Linked DNA regions of Homo sapiens: region 1 is linked to region 2. Evidence: read pairs that join two places in POLR2A ChIA-PET (ENCODE). Cell type or tissue: Panc1. All regions are shown on one strand. Region 1 has its middle 27 kb from the start of RCC2. Region 2 has its middle 12 kb from the start of LINC02783.

What was found. ChIA-PET counts read pairs that join two places held together with the same protein. Peaks named below come from ENCODE experiments on the same cell type or tissue, not always from the same donor. Only the 100,000 strongest peaks of a DNase experiment are listed, where the experiment ranks them.
Region 1: POLR2A ChIA-PET joins it to region 2 with 16 read pairs; 2 of 35 experiments call an interaction of 5 or more read pairs at or near these places.

Annotation. Positions count from the first base shown.
Region 1 is chr1:17,465,144-17,469,143 of GRCh38, reverse strand. No RefSeq gene overlaps it. Among named protein-coding and RNA genes, the nearest start is that of RCC2, 27 kb to the right of the region's middle. RefSeq lists enhancers at 1-535, 536-1,191. In Panc1, no CTCF peak of the experiment used is centred here; no DNase peak of the experiment used is centred here.
Region 2 is chr1:17,175,392-17,179,391 of GRCh38, reverse strand. No RefSeq gene overlaps it. Among named protein-coding and RNA genes, the nearest start is that of LINC02783, 12 kb to the left of the region's middle. In Panc1, no CTCF peak of the experiment used is centred here; no DNase peak of the experiment used is centred here; H3K27ac peaks cover 3,372 bases.

The sequences.
Region 1 (4,000 bases), 290 kb before region 2:
CACATGCCTGTAATCCCAACTATCCTGGAGGCTGAGGCATGAGAACGGCTTGAACCCGGGAGGCAGAGGTTGCAGTAAGTCGAGGTCATGCCACTGCACTCCAGCCTGGGCAGATAGTGAGACAGTGAGATCCTATCTCAAAAAAATAAATAAGGGCAGGCACAGTGGCTCATGCCTGTAATCCCAGCATTTTGAGAGGCCAAGGTGGGTGGGTCACTTGAGCTCAGGAGTTAGAGACCAGCATGGCCAACATGGTGAAACCCGGTCTCTACCAAAAGATACAAAAAATAGCTAGGCATTGTGACGCGTACCTGTAATCCCAGCTGCTCAGGAGGCTGAGGCAGGAGAATTGCTTGAACCTGGGAGGCGGAGGTTGCAGTGAGCTGAGATAGTGCCACTGCACTCCAGCCTAGGTGACAGAGTGAGACTCTGCCTCAAAATAAATAAATAAATAAATAAAGTTTTAGGACAGGCAAAACTGAGCCATAGTGATAGAAATCAGAACAGAGGTTGCCCAGGGGAAGAGGGTGGGAGAAGAGAGATAGCAAAGGAGCTGGAGGAAACACCCTTGGGTCCTGGACATGCTCCACATATGACAGTTAGATGAATGCTCATATTTCTCAAGAGTCATGGCAGAGCGTGGTGGCTTATGCCTGAGATCCCAGCACTGTGGGAGGCTGAGGCGGGCAGGTCATTTGCGGTCAGGAGTTCGAGACCAGAGTGGCCAACATGGTGAAACCCCATCTCTATTAAAAATACAGAAATTAGCTGAGCATGGTGGGGGCATGCCTGTAGTTCCAGCTACTGGGGAGGCTGAGGCAGAAGAATCGCTTGAACCTGGGAGGTGAAGGCTGTGGTGAGCGGAGATCACGCCACTGCACTCCAGCCTGGGCAGCAGAGAGAGACCCTGTGTCAAAAAAAAAAAAAAATGAATCATGAACTGTACACTTAAAATGTGTGCACGCATTTTATGAGTAAATCATGCCTCAACATTTAAAAGAATGAAGAAACAAGGCCGGGCATGGTGGCTCATGCCTGTAATCCCAGCCCTTGGGAGGCTGAGGCGGGTGGATCACCTGAAGTCAGGAGTTCGAGACCAGGATGGACAACCTGGTGAGACCCTGTCTCTACTAAAAATACAAAAAATTAGCCGGGCGTGGTGATGCACGCCTGTAATACCAGCTACTCGAGAGGCTGAGGCAGGAGAATCACTTGAACCTAGGAGGCAGAGATTGTAGTGAGCGGAGATTGTACCACTGCACTCCAGCCTGGGCAACAGAGTGTGAGTCCCTCTGTCTCAAAAAAAAAAAAAAAGAAGAAGAAGAAATGTCATATCAGTATGTAACATAGCAGAGGCATTCTGTTTTTGTTTTTTTACAATAAAGTGTGCTCACAAGATGCCAGGAAAACCCAACATATCTGCTTTGAGAGTACGGTTGGCAAGTTTTCTCACAGGTTGGAGGAGCTGGTTATGGAATTTACAAAGGGACACATGAATGGGTTCTTGTGTGCCAGGCAGGCTGCCTGAGAAGTGCATTACAGATATTACTTAATACTTAAAGCCAGGCATGGTGGCTGATGCCTGTAGTCTCATCAGTTTGGGAGGCTGAGGCGGGTGGATTGCTTGAGCTCAGGAGTTCGAGACTAGCCTGGGCAACATGAAGAAACCCCGTCTCTATTCTTGAAAAATTATTATTATTATTTACTATTATTATTATTATTATTATTTGAGATGGAGTCTCACTCTATTGCCCAGGCTGGAGTGCAGTGGCGGGATCTCAGCTCAGTGCAACCTCCACCTCCCGGGTTCAAGCAATTATCCTGCCTCAGCCTCCCAAGTAGCTGGGATTACAGGTGTGCACCACCACACCCAGCTAATTTTTGTATTTTTAGTAGAGACGGGATTTCACCATGTTGGCCAGGCTGATCTCGATCTTGCGTCTTCAGGTGATCCACCTGCCTCTGCCTCCCAAAGTGTTAGGATTACAGGCGTGAGCCACTGCACCTGGCAAAAATTTAAAAATAAAAAAAAAAATTATTTAATACTTAGAAGAAGACTGAGGTCAAGAATTTGTTATTCCCATTTTACAGAAGGGGAAAATAAGGCACAGAAGTTCAGTAGCTCAATGTAGCTCAGAAATGGGAGCCAGGGCCAGGTGCAGTGGCCCATGCCTATAATCCCAGCACTTTGGGAGGCCAAGGCAGGCAGATCATCTAAGGTCAGAAGTTCGAGACCAGCCTGGCCAACATGGCGAAACTCCATCTCTACTTAAAAATACAACAATTAGCTGGGCGTGGTGGTGCACACCTGTAGTCCCAGCTGCTTGGGAGGCTGAGGCATGAGAATTGCCTGAACCTTGGAGGCAGAGGTTGCAGTAAGTGGAGATCATGACACTGCACTCCAGGCTAAGTGACAGAGCAAGACTCTGTCCCAAAGAAAAAAAAAAAAAAGACTGGACTGGGCCCCTGAGTCAGGAACAGTGTGGGGAAGATTCCAGCAAGGCAGGGGATGACATCTTGAAGACGGGACAGCGCTCCCTACCCCTGTACCTGAGCAAATCCACTTTCCCTCCCGAATCCCACCCACCTGTTCTGGGCCCCGCCTCTCAGATTCCTCTGAAGGTTGACAGATACAATAGCCCAAAACATGCCACTTTGCAATGAGGATCCTGTTGAGCTGAAAGCAACTGAGAAGAAGCAGATAGAAGAAAAGCTCTCTCTGCCAGGGTCGGTGGCTCCCACCTGTAATCCCAGCACTTTGGGAGACCAAGGCGGGTGGATCACCTGAGGTCAGGAGTTTGAGACCAGCCTGACCAACATGGAGTAATCCCGTCTCTACTAAAAATACAAAATTAGCCGGGCGTGGTGGCACGTGCCTGTAATCCCAGCTACTCGAGAGGCTGAGGTAGGAGAATCGCTTGAACCCTGGAGGAGAAGGTTGCAGTGAGCCGAGATAGCACCATTGCACTCCAGCGTGGGCAACAAGAGCAAAACTCATCTCAAAAAAAAAAAAAAAAAGAAAGAAAGAAAGAAAAAGAAAGAAAAGCAGGCCAGGCGCAGTGGCTCATGATGTATGAGAGGCTTGGCCAGGGACAGTATAAGAACAGGCACAGGCCAGGTGTGGTGGCTCACGCCTGTAATCCCAGCACTTTGGGAGGCCGAGGCGGGTGGATCAGGAAGTCAGGAGTTAGAGACCCGCCTGGCCAACATGGTGAAAACCCATCTCTACTAAAAATACAAATATGTGCCGGGCGTGGTGGCACAGGTCTGTAATCCCAGCTACTCGGGAGGCTGAGGCAGGCGAACTGCTTGAACCCGAGAGGTGGAGGTTGCAGTGAGCTGAGATTGCACCATTGCACTCCAGCCTGGGCAACAAGAGCAAGATTCCGTCTCAAAAAAAAAAAAAAAAAAAAGAAGAAGAAAAGCTCTCTGCCCTTCCCGTAGCTGCCAAAAAGCAAGACATAAATTTATAAATGTGCCCACCCCGCAAAAAAAACCACCAGGAAGGACAAAAGTTGATCCCAGAGACACCTCCAGACCCTAAACTTCCTGGGGCCCAGAGGAGTAGACTTAACCGACTCCACTCCTAGCTCCCATCTTCCATTCATCCCCCATATATTGACCCTCTCACGATTTGCTGCCCTAGTGCTTTCCCTTCGTCTTTTCACTTCACTAAAATGTATTCTTCTTTTGTTAAGTTGCTACATAAACCCCAGTTCTAACCACCCTCTTGAGTCACTTACCTCTGAGTACTCCCATGTACAAGTGTCATAATCAACTTCTGTTTATTTTTCTCTTGCCAATCTGTCTTTTGTTAGTCTAATGAATAGGGTCCCAGCCAAAGAATCTAAGATGGGTACACGCCCTACCCACCTTCCTTCTCTCTTCCTCAAGATTCCGAGCGCTCACTGCTATTTAATCATCTCTACCTGTGCCTGTTCTCTTTTTTTTTTTTTTTTGAGATGGAGTTTTCTCTTGTTGCCCATTTTTGAGTGCAGTG
Region 2 (4,000 bases):
TTATCTTCATTATTTTCTTCCTTCTGGCTGCTTTTGGTTTCTTTTACTCTTCTTTTTCTAATTACTTAAGGTGGGAGCTTAGAGTATCAATTTGAAGCTTTTTCTTTTTTCTAATGTAACTGTTTAGTGATTTAGATTTCCTTCTCAGAACTTGCTGTGTTCCATAAATTTGGATATGTTGTATTTTTATTTTCCTTGAGACTTCTTTTTTGACCTATGTATTATTTAGAAGTGTGCTGTTTAGTTTTTAAGTATTTGGAAATTTTCCTGTCACTGATTTTTATTTTAATTCCATTGGGGTCAGAGATCACCCTCTACAATGTCAATTCTTTTAAATTTTTTGAGATTTGTTATATGACCAAGGATGTGGTCAATTTTGGTTTATGTCCCACAGGTTTTTGAAAAAGAATGTGTGTTCTACTTGGGTTGGATGAGCTGATACAAAATGTTGAGTAGATACTGTTGGTTGACAGTGTTTGTTGAGTTCTGTAACTTTGCTGGTTTCTGTCTAATTGTTCTATCAATTGTTGAAAGAGTATTAAAGCCTTCAACTATAATTGTAAATGTGTTTATTTCTCTTCTCAGTTTTATCGGTTTTTACTTCATATATTTTGTAGCCCCATTGTTTGGTGCATACACATTTAAGATTTCTGTATTTTCTTGGTGAATTGACTCTTATCATATGTAATGGCTCTCTCTATCCCTGGTAATTTATTTGCTCTAAAGTCTATGTTATCTGATATTAATACAGCCACTCCTGCTGTTTTTCAATTAATGTTGACATGGTATATCTTTTTCCATCCTTTTGTGTTAAACTTACTTATATCATTATGTTTGAAGTGAGTTTCTCGTAGACAGCATATAGTTAGTGTGGTAATATTTATCCACTTTACCAATTTCCATCTTCTAATTAGTTTATATAGACCATTTACATTTAAGGTAATCATTTGTATGTTAGAGCTTAGACCTGCCATTTTGCTTTGTTTCTCTGTTTTCTTTTTCCTACCTTCTTGTGGGTTACTGGAACTATTTTTTATAATATTTTAATCATCTATAGTGTTTTTTAGTGTATCTCTTTGTATACTTTTTTTAGTGGTTTCTCTAGGTATTACATTATATATACATAACTGAACATAATCTACTGGTATTATCATCTTAACAGTTTGAGTGAAGTATGGAAAACTTGTCTCTCTTTACATTGTTTTTTCCCCATTTATAATTGTCTTAAATATTTTATCTACATACATTCAAAATCACATCAGACGGTGTTACGATTTTTGCTTCAACCATCAAACATAATTTAGACAGCTTAGGAGAAGAAAGTTTATTGTGTTTATCATAATTTTGCTCTTTCTATTGTCTTTCTTCCATTCCTAATGTTTCAAATTTTCTTCTTTTATCATTTCCTCTCTGCTTAAAGGAAATGATAGGGTAGGTTTATGGTGACAAAATCTAATTTTCTCTCATCTGAGTGTATCTGCATTCCTGAAATATAATTTTGCTGAGGGTAGAATTCTAGGTTAATGATTCTTTTCTTTCATTATTTGAAAAATGTTATGCCACATTCTTCTGTCTTCCACGGTTTCTGATGACAAATCTTCAGTCTATCAAATTGTTTTCTCCATAAGTAAGATGTTATTTCTCCCTTACTACTTTCAAGATTTTATTTGGCTTTATTTTTCAGAAGTTTGACTATAATTTGTCTTGGAATAAATTTATTTGGGCTTACCTTGTTTGGAGTGACTCAGCTCTTAAATCTGTATGTTCATGTCTTTCGCCAAATTTGGGAAATTTTTCCATTATTTCTTTGAGTGCTTTTTCAGCCCCATCCTCTTTCTCCTCTACTTCTGTGACTCCAGTGGCTGAATGTTAGATTGTTTTATTATTACTTTTTTCCTTGACATGAGTTTATCTATATAACAAACCTGAGGTCATTTTATTATTAACCACAGGTCCCTGAAGTTCTGTTCAGTTTTTTTCCAGTCTATTTTTTGTCTATTGTTCAGATTGAGTAATTATATTGTTCTATTTTCAAGTTTGTTGATTAATTCCTGTGTTGTCTTCATTCTGTTGTTGAGCCTATCCATTAAGTTTTAATTTTAGTTATTGTATTTTAAGTTCTAAAATTTCCATTTGGTTCTTTGTGTCTTCTATTCTTTGCCGAGCTTTTCTACCTTTTCATTTATTTCAAGCGTGTTTACAATGGCTCTTTGAAGCATTTTTATGATAGCTGCTTTAAAACCTTTGTCAGATAATTCTAACATCCTAACATCTGTGTCATCTCAGTGTTGATGTCTATTGATTGTCTTTTCTCATTCAACTTGAGATTTTCCTAGTTCTTGGTATGACAAATGATTTTCTATTGAAATCTGAACATTTGGGTGTTATGTTATAAAACTCTGGATCTTATTGAAACCCTGTGTTATAGCAGGCCTTCTCTGACACTGCTCTAGTGGGAAAAGAGAGGCGCCATCTCATTCCTGCCAGGAGGAAGTGGAAGTTCAGGTTCCCCATTCAGCTTCTGTTGACATCTGGTGGGGAGGGCTTTCTGATTACTGTTGAGTGAAAGTGAGAGCTCAGGCTCCCCACTAGGCTTAGAGGGACAGGGGTGCCCTGTTGCTGCTCCCCATATGGCCTCTACTGTTGACATGGAAGTGGAGGTTATCCTCATTACTACTGGACAGTAGTGAAAGCCCTGATGCAATTCTAGGGCTCCTCTGCTACCACCTCAGTCAGCCCCTCATTGCTGCAGTGTAGAGGTGGACGATCAGGCCCCTCTACATGCGGACATCAGACCGCATGGTCTACTGATATTACAGAGTATGAAGGTATTCATTATCACCCAGTGAGAATCAAAGTCCAGCTCCTCGGCCTTCTCTGACGTCACCACAGCTGAAAAGTTGAGGCATCTCTTTGTAGTCTGGAAAAGGTGGAAGTCAAAGTTTTCCACTCAGCCTTCCCTGGAAAGGTAAGGCTAAGGTCACAGTTTTTTCTGTAGTGTTTGGCTGGAGTAGAGCAGTTATCATCTGAAAGTTTGTCTTTCTCAGCTGCTTCTTCCTGGTCCTTTGGCTAGAAAGAGCCAGCTTTTCTTGGGGCTTATTTGTCTGCATCCCTTCATGTTTTGGGGTTGCTGCCTCTCCAATTTGGGATATGTGAGGCAAAAAGAAAACCCAGGAAACCCAGCTTTATATATTCTGAACTTATGTTATTAGATCATACAAGTTCATAATTGTTTCAGTATTCCAATGTATTGAACCTTTTAAGATTATATGGTAACTCCCTTGTTTCCTCACAACGTTTTTACTTTAAAGCCCATCTTATCCACGTTTATTAAAGCTGAACCTAGTTCCTTTGGGTTGGCTTTTTTTTTTTTTTTTTTTGGTATGTCTTTTCCTATTCTTTTGCTTCTCTACTTCCTATGATTGTATATTTGCGTGTATATATATATATATATATATATATATATATATATATATATATATATAGTTTTTTTGAGACAGTTTCACTCTGTCACCCAGGCTGGAGTGCAGTGGTGCAATCTTGGCTCACTGCAACCTCTACCTCCCAGGTTCAAGCGATTCTCCTGTTTCAGCCTCCTGAGTAGCTGGGATTACAGGCATGTGCCACCATGCCCAGCTAATTTTTGTATTTTTTAAGTAGAGACGGGGTTTCACCATGTTGGCCAGGCTGGCCTCAAACTCCTGACCTCAAGTGATCCACCTGCCTCAGCCTCCCAAAGTGCTGGGATTACAGGCATGAGCCACCACACTCGGCCTGATTTTATATTTTACTCTAGTACAAAGTTTTGCTTTTTCATCCACTCTCACAATATATGTTTTTCAGCTAGATAATTTATTCCAGTCCATTTCCAATTATTGTCATTGCTGGCTCATTAATTTTGTTCATCCAAATATTTAAGTGGCTACTGTGTGCCAGGCTCTGTTTTAGGTGCTAAAATATGGCAGTGAATCAAAGAGTCAAAAATACACATGCTTGGCAT